Linked DNA regions of Homo sapiens: regions 2 and 3 are each linked to region 1. The links are chromatin loops, found by intact Hi-C in ENCODE. Cell type or tissue: mammary epithelial cell. All regions are shown on one strand.

Region 1 (2,500 bases):
TTAGAATATATTATTCTAGTCTACTTTCAATGCACATGTGTTTTGTTTTTGTTTTTGTTTGAGACATAGTCTCGCTCTGTCACTCAGGCTGGAGTAGCAGTGGCGGGATCTCCACTCACTGCAACCTCTGCCTCCTGGGTTCAAGCGATTCTCGTGCCTCAGCCTCCCGAGTAGCTGGGATTACAGGTGTGGGCCACCGTGCCTGGCTAATTTTTGTATTTTTAGTAGAGACAGGGTTTCACCATGTTGGCTAAGCTGGTCCAGAACTCCTGACCTTAAGTGATCTGCCCACCTTGGCCTCCCAAAGTGCTGGGATTAAAGGCATGAACCAGCGCACCTGGCCGCATATGTGTATTTTTAAGAATGTAATAGTGTTTTATGAAATTGGAATCATACTCTATATATTGTTTATAAGCTTTTAAAAACTTTAGTAATGTCTTATATAATGCAAACATTTCCATGTCTTTAAATATTTTGCTGCTGATTTTTTGTACTTAGTGTTCCTTAGTATGGGTATAGTTTAACCAGTCACTTTGCTATTGTTGGACCCTTAGATTGTTCCTTTGTTATTGATAAATAATGCTATTAACCTCTTTATATTTAAATATGTCTTACATATCCCTGAATTATTTTCCATAAATCAATTTGAAATAAAAACCTAGGTTAGTGGGTATGAGCATTTATAAGGGTTTGTATAAAAATTGGCCACCAGAAAAGTTGTACTAATTTTTACCCTTTTATCAGAAGAAGAAAACACCCATTTCTCTACTTTCACCAACAATTCATATTGCTTATTTTTTGATAGATAATATTTTTACATTATACAAAATGCAGAAAGTACAGTGACAGTCACACTTCTTCCTCTCTCTCTGTTGTCCAGCTGCCTAGTGCTGTTTCCTAGAGTTATCTACTATGACTCGTTCCTTAAATATTCTTCTGGACATTCTGTACTAGGTATTTTTTAAAAGCCCTTTACCAGTTTGATAGGTGCAAGTAGTACTTGCTTTTTTGATCTTTGATTATTAGTGAATGTGAACATGTTGGCAGTTTGTATTTCTTCTGTGATTTTTGCTTGTTCATACTCTTTGCCCATTTTTAAATGTAGGTGTTCATTTTTTTCCCTGATTTTATGAGAGTTCTTTACATATAAAGGATGTAAACTCTTGTGTTATAGTTTTCCCTCAGTTTTCTAAAAGATTTTTAGTTTACATTTCAGTGGACATTTTCAGTTTTCACAAAGGAAAATATATTTTTTATTTACTTATAGTTTTAATTTTACACTTAGTTCTGATCTATTTAAAATTGATTTTGGATTCCGATTAGGGATTATTTTGCCCCACGTATTTTTTTGGTGTTAGAGTTGTTTTCCTATTCCCATACTCTGATCTAGCTGCCTAGGGCCAGGCAGCAATCTTGTGGAAAAGCCAGAAAGTTAATGTTTGCCAGATTGCCTTCCATGAACTGGGCAATCAACTGTAGACTACGGGTGTTGGTGCCATCTAGTGTTGCAGATGGAAGATCAAGTCTGTGGAATGATCTATAATTGACTATGTGGAATAAATTCAGTTGGACAGAGAAATTTAGCGAGCTGTGAATATCGTTTTGCACTAACAGATGAGTTTAAAATTTTTATAAACAATTTTGAATATTGACATCTTGTACCAAATCAAACAAATGCTTTAATCATACTACTATAAACATTATGAAATGACCTTAAAGATTCCCCCCAAACCTGGATACTTAAATGAAGACATTAAAGTTTAAGAAGATCTGTTTAGGGCCTAGTGACTATTAATTCTTGAATTCAGAATTTAAAAATGCGTGCTTGAGGCCAGGTGCAGTGGCTCACGTCTGTAATCCCAGCACTTTGGGAGGCTAAGGCGGGCAGATCACGAGGTCAGGAGATCCAGACCATCCTGGCCAACATGGTGAATCCTCGTCTCTACTAAAAATACAAAAATTAGCTGGGCTTGGTGGCACGCACCTGTAGTCCCAGCCACTTGGGAGGCTAGGCAGGAGAATCACTTGAACCCGGGAGGTGGAGGTTGCAGTGAGCCAAGATCGTGCCACTGCATTCCAGCCTGGTGACAGAGCGAGACTCTGTCTCCAAAAAAAAAAAAATGCTTGCTTCAGCAGCACATACTAAAATTGGAATTATACAGAGAAGATTAGCATAGCCCCTGCACAAGAATGACGCATAGAATTTGTGAAGTGTTTCATATTTTTATATAAAAAATTTTTAAAAATGCTTTGGGTGTTTAAGAATATTTGTATGTTTTAGATTATAATGTAAGAAGTTAGCATATTAGTTTTCATAAATAGTGTCACTTTCAGTTTATGAATTTTAGTATTCATTTTTGGTACCTTATGTTAAATTTTTTATAGACTTTAAAATGCTCGTTGTTTTGCTATTTTAACTTGTACTGTCATTCATTTTCTAGACTAAAATCTTTTTCCAGTTCTTAAGATTTAATTCAGTAATGTTGAAGTGCTGTAATTT
Region 2 (2,500 bases), 170 kb after region 1:
CACACACACACACACACACACACACACAAAACCCTAAAGTAAATGCCCTTTAACCAGGATACCATCAAATGTGACACATCTTAAAGACTCTTGGAGGCAGAGAATCAACTCTGCCACCATTCTTTGTGCTTTTTTTTTTTTTTTTTTTGAGATGGAGTCTTGCTCTGTCACCCAGACTATAGAGTGCAGTGGCCCGATCTCAGCTCACTGCAGCCTCCGCCTCCCGGGTTCACGCCATTCTCCTGCCTCAGCCTCCCAAGTAGCTGGGACTACAGATGCCCACCACCACACCCGGCTAATTTTTGTATTTTTAGTGGAGACGGGGTTTCACCGTGTTAGCCAGGATGGTCTCGATCTCCTGACCTCGTGATCCGCCCGCCTCGGACTCCCAAAGTGCTGGGTTTACAGGCATGAGCCACCACGCCCAGCCCATTCTGTGTTATTTTCTTACAAGCGCTGGATGTTTCCTCCACCCCTTGTAATCTAGTTTGCAAAAGAGTGGCTGCTTTTCCTTGACTTAGGATAACTATGTGTTTCTACAGCAGGATTGTTTGTTTTTATTTTTTAGAGACAAGGTCTCACTCTGTTGCCCAGGCTGGAGTGTGGTAGCACTGTAGCTCACTGAAGCCTCGACTTCCGGGGCTCAAAGTAATCCTCCTGCTTCACCCTCCCAAGTAACTGGGACTACAGGTGTGCAACACCATGCCTAGACTAGTTTTTTTTCTTTCTAGAGACAAGGTCTTGCTATGTGGTGCCCAGGCTGGTCTTAAACAGTAGAATGTATTTTAAATACTATATCATCAAGTAAATATAAGATGATAAATTGGTCTTCATGAAAACCTAACCTTCAGAATAATTTCCTTCAGATTTGCTATCAGAGAAGAATCAGTTCAACCTTTAGGAATAACATTGTGTTAAAATTATACGTGGGTGACACTACAGAACAGCTGATGATCATATTAAACAAGTTTAATACATATTTGATCAGAATCTAGATATATCCTACGGAATAAACAGATGCACCATGTCTCAGAAATATGCAAATGAAACTCCAATTTCAATCTCAAAATACCATCAAACATTTATCAGTGAAAATACTATTCTTCACCGACTTAATTTATGGAATCTTCTCCACAAGCCTCTTCTCCAAAAGCATAGTACTCCTTTAAAGTCCACACGTCCCTCTCAGTAGTACTATTTCATCCTCCCTAGGCAGGTCCTCACTTGCCTGAGTCTCAGTATCTTGGATTTTTTGCAGTCTGTTCTGTTCCTTACTGGGTTTGTTATTTGTTTAGGCAGTGAGTTTTTGAATCCGAATTAGAAATACAGAAGCAATATCAATTTCCTAAATACTTTAAAACAAGGCCAGGATGTGATGGGCTCCAATTTGCCTCCCCAGCAGGCACTGTGTCTCTGGGATAGAAAGTATCAGACGTTCGAGGACTTGGCCTCTACTCCTGCTCTAGGTCCAGCTGGCTAGACATAGGAGTATTCTTTCCTTGCTGGGGACCAATTTTTCTCCCCTTAAGATATAGACTGTAATTATGGTGACCAAGTAATCTGTCATTCCAATTAGAACGCCTTTAAGAGGCTCTAAAACTAAATTTACATAATACTTTGAAGTATTTGACTAAGGAAGCAGCTTTCTTATGTTGAAAGACCTACTAAATAGTTCTATCAAAGTATTTTCAATTATAACATTCTAAAAACTGTTTACTGCAAAATTAAAAATCTGGGGCAGAGAGATAAATAGGCAGAGTGATGAACAGGCAGAGTATGGAGGATTTTTAGGGCAGTGAAACTATCCTGTAGGATACTATAATGGTGGAGACATGTCATTACACATTTGTCAAAACCCACAGAATATACGCCACCAAGAGTGAACTCTAACATGAACTACGGCATCTGGGTGATAATGACACGTCAAGGTAGCTTCACCCACTGGAACAAATGTACCACTCTGGTGGGGCACATTGATAGTGAGGGAAGCTATGTATGTGTGTTGTGGGTGGGAAGGGGTATATGGTAAGTCTCTCTACATTCTCAATTTTGTTCTGAACCTAAACTGTCCTAAAAAATAAAGTCTATTAAAAAAAAAATGGCAAGGCACGGTGGCTCATGCCTGTAATCCCAACACTTTGGGAGGCTGAGGCAGGCAGATCGCTTGAGGCCAGGAGCTTGAGACCAGCTTGGCCAACATGGTGAAATCCCGTCTCTACTAAAAATAGAAAAATTAGCTGGACATGGTAGCACGCACCTGTATTCCCAGCTACCCGGGTGGCTGAGGCACGAGAATGGCATGAGCCTGGGAGGCGGAGGGACTTGCAGTGAGCTGAGATTGTGCCATTGTACTCCAGCCTGGGCGACAGAGCAAGATTGTCTCAAAAGAAAAAAAAAAAAAAAAAAGCCAAGACAAATACTAAACCAGCTGGGATGCTGGGACAACAGAAGGGGTAATTTGGGGTACGCGGACATCCTAACTATAATCTTGATCTTAATC
Region 3 (2,500 bases), 240 kb after region 1:
TTTAACTTGACATGAAATGTTTTATAATTTTCACCGTTCCATATGACTATTTTCTTCCTGGTGAAATCCTTCAAAGTCCACACCTCTCATTACTCATTTCCTTCTTATCCAAACCAACTGGATAGAATTAGTCACCTCTGTTCATATTTCCATAGCACTTCTCTCACACCACTAACCAAGTCACTTCAAGCTTCGTTTTATATGTAACACTTTCTCCTATTAGATTGGAAGCTCTTTCATCACAAGAATCATGAACTACCTTCCTTATCCAAACTGCCTAGCACAATGTCTGGCACAAAGCAGGAATTTCATAAATAGTTGGTAAAATTGCAACAATTTAATAAATGCTGTGGCTTCCACGGGATTCATGAAAACTGCTCTCAGTTCCATAATCCTGAAGGCAGCTGTGTTCCTGCAGCATAAAGCATTTCAGAGACTATTTAGTGCCAGTACATTTCACTGGAGAAAATATCATTTTAATGAGAGACTGTCAGTTTAGTTTGTATAGCCTACAGGGTCCTAGTTAACACTGAGTAGGAGAGATCCCATTTTTTATTACAAATCTGAAATTAATTCAATTTTCAGCTTTGCTTGCCTAGTCAATTTAATTCTAATCTTCTTCTTGAAGAGGTAACACAAATGAAACTATCAGAGTAGAAAAATAGGCTGCAGTTTTGCTGCCCAGTGTATAATCATTTTATGCCTCAAAGAAACTGTATGGACACTACCTCAGTTAACAGATTATCGGACAACTGTGAGGAACAGCTGCAACCCCAACTGTGTATGTGTCTGCGTGTGTTCACACATATATACACATACATTCACACACATATGTGATAGCTACCATTTTATAGAAGGAATTTTGTAGCAGACGTTCTGAAAATGGCGTTAGCAGCATTCGTTTTCAAAGAAGACATCCCACATCCAGAGTTTCCTGCATCTGTCTTCATTTATGCAATTAGCAATAGAAATATGGTGATAAACAGCTGATGAAGACCAGTTGAGGCAGAAAAGCTGCATAATTTAAAGATTGGCTTTTGAATAACTGCTGACACGGTGTAAGATACCTATGATAATGTATCCGCTCTTGTATGAGTAAGGAATGGTTGCCTGTGGCGTTACGGGACATGTGGTGACTCACAGGATGACAGAGAATGAGCGTGATGAGAAAGAAAGAATTGGAACAGAATACCAAGGGACACTTCATCTAGCCAGTCCAGGTTAAAGGCTTTAGGGATGATCTGGTGAGAAGGTAGAGAGCCTAAACTGTAATTATAACTCCAAAAATGTGTAGCACGCCATTAACTGCTCAGTAAATTACATAGGCTGGATGACAGAACTCATCAGGCCTGATCCTGCCACTGAGCTCAAGACTCATGCATCTAACTGCCCACTTGACATTGTCATCCAGGCCTGTAACAGACATCTTAAACCCAAAACAGAGCCTTTGACCTTCCACTTCCCCACCCCACATTAAACCTGCTCCTCTCTGTGTTTCCATTTCAGTACATGGTACAACCATTCACCAACATGAAGATGATTACTACATCCACAAAAGTGTGACTGTGGGTAGGAAAGGGCCCTGGGGCAATTCAACACAGAGGACAAGCAGAGAAGCATTCAGCAGAGGATACTAAGAAGGCAGCACTGGAAAGTGGGGAGAAGCTGGAAAAGCGTGCAGTCACAGGAATAAGGGGAAGAACATATTCTGAGAAGGAAGGAACGATCAACTGTATCAACTAACGACAGAGATGTGATTACCCCTAGATTTGTGAACATGGAGGTCATAAATGGCATAAACAAAAGCTGATTTTGTGGAATGGTGGCAAGAGAAGCCCAGCTGGAGGCAACTGAGAAGAGACTAGGAAGTGAGAAGTGGAAAGAACAGACACTAGATGATTATGGAATTAAGAAACTTAGTCTGATGTTGGGTGCTAACAAGTCTCCCTAAGAAATACTGTGGTTTCTCTATTACAGAAGCCAAAGGGCAAGAGGCGATCAACCATCAGTTCATTTAAGGTCAATGACCAAATGCAGTAGAGTTCACAGCTATATCATCCCACAGGAATGAGGAACCATGGAACAGAACTGGAAAGCAAGTGGTCCCAAGTGTGCTGGTGTCAACTTTTAGAGTGACCAAATGTCCAACGGTCCCAGCTTACACCTGTTGTCCCAGTGTAATTATTAAGGACTCTCAAAATGTCCCAGTTTGGATGATAAATTATATCCTTATACTATTTATAGTTCACCATCTCCTTATCCAACACTGAACAAGCTCTACATGACTTAGGTTAAGCAAGATCACTATTTAAGTTAGAAAACTGCCCAAGACTGGCCCATGGCAAGAAGCTCAGGACAAATATTTGAGTATACTGATAGACTATCAATTTTACTGAAAAATATTAAAGGGCTTCTTCATATCAGTCCACAGAATGCAAAATTATCTGCATTCAGTCAAGTCTAAAATTCTAAATTACAATAATATAATATAATAGTGGGA

What was found. A loop is a pair of places that touch in the nucleus more often than their neighbours do. Peaks named below come from ENCODE experiments on the same cell type or tissue, not always from the same donor. Only the 100,000 strongest peaks of a DNase experiment are listed, where the experiment ranks them.
Region 2: a loop joins it to region 1, with 4 times the contacts of the local background. A loop is called at or near these places in 3 of 110 quality-filtered maps.
Region 3: it touches region 1 in a loop (4-fold over the local background); 2 of 110 quality-filtered maps call a loop at or near these places.

Annotation. Positions count from the first base shown.
Region 1 is chr2:55,014,144-55,016,643 of GRCh38, reverse strand. All of the region lies in intron 3 of RTN4 (reticulon 4), which reads left to right. It also overlaps the pseudogene RNU6-433P. Among named protein-coding and RNA genes, the nearest start is that of RTN4, 35 kb to the left of the region's middle. In mammary epithelial cell, a CTCF peak has its summit at 1,498 (motif pointing left); a DNase peak (open chromatin) is centred at 1,473; H3K27ac peaks cover 1,337 bases.
Region 2 is chr2:54,841,493-54,843,992 of GRCh38, reverse strand. All of the region lies in intron 7 of EML6 (EMAP like 6), which reads right to left. Among named protein-coding and RNA genes, the nearest start is that of EML6-AS1, 92 kb to the right of the region's middle. In mammary epithelial cell, no CTCF peak of the experiment used is centred here; no DNase peak of the experiment used is centred here.
Region 3 is chr2:54,769,963-54,772,462 of GRCh38, reverse strand. All of the region lies in intron 2 of EML6 (EMAP like 6), which reads right to left. Among named protein-coding and RNA genes, the nearest start is that of EML6-AS1, 20 kb to the right of the region's middle. In mammary epithelial cell, no CTCF peak of the experiment used is centred here; DNase peaks (open chromatin) are centred at 122 and 1,132; H3K27ac peaks cover 1,440 bases.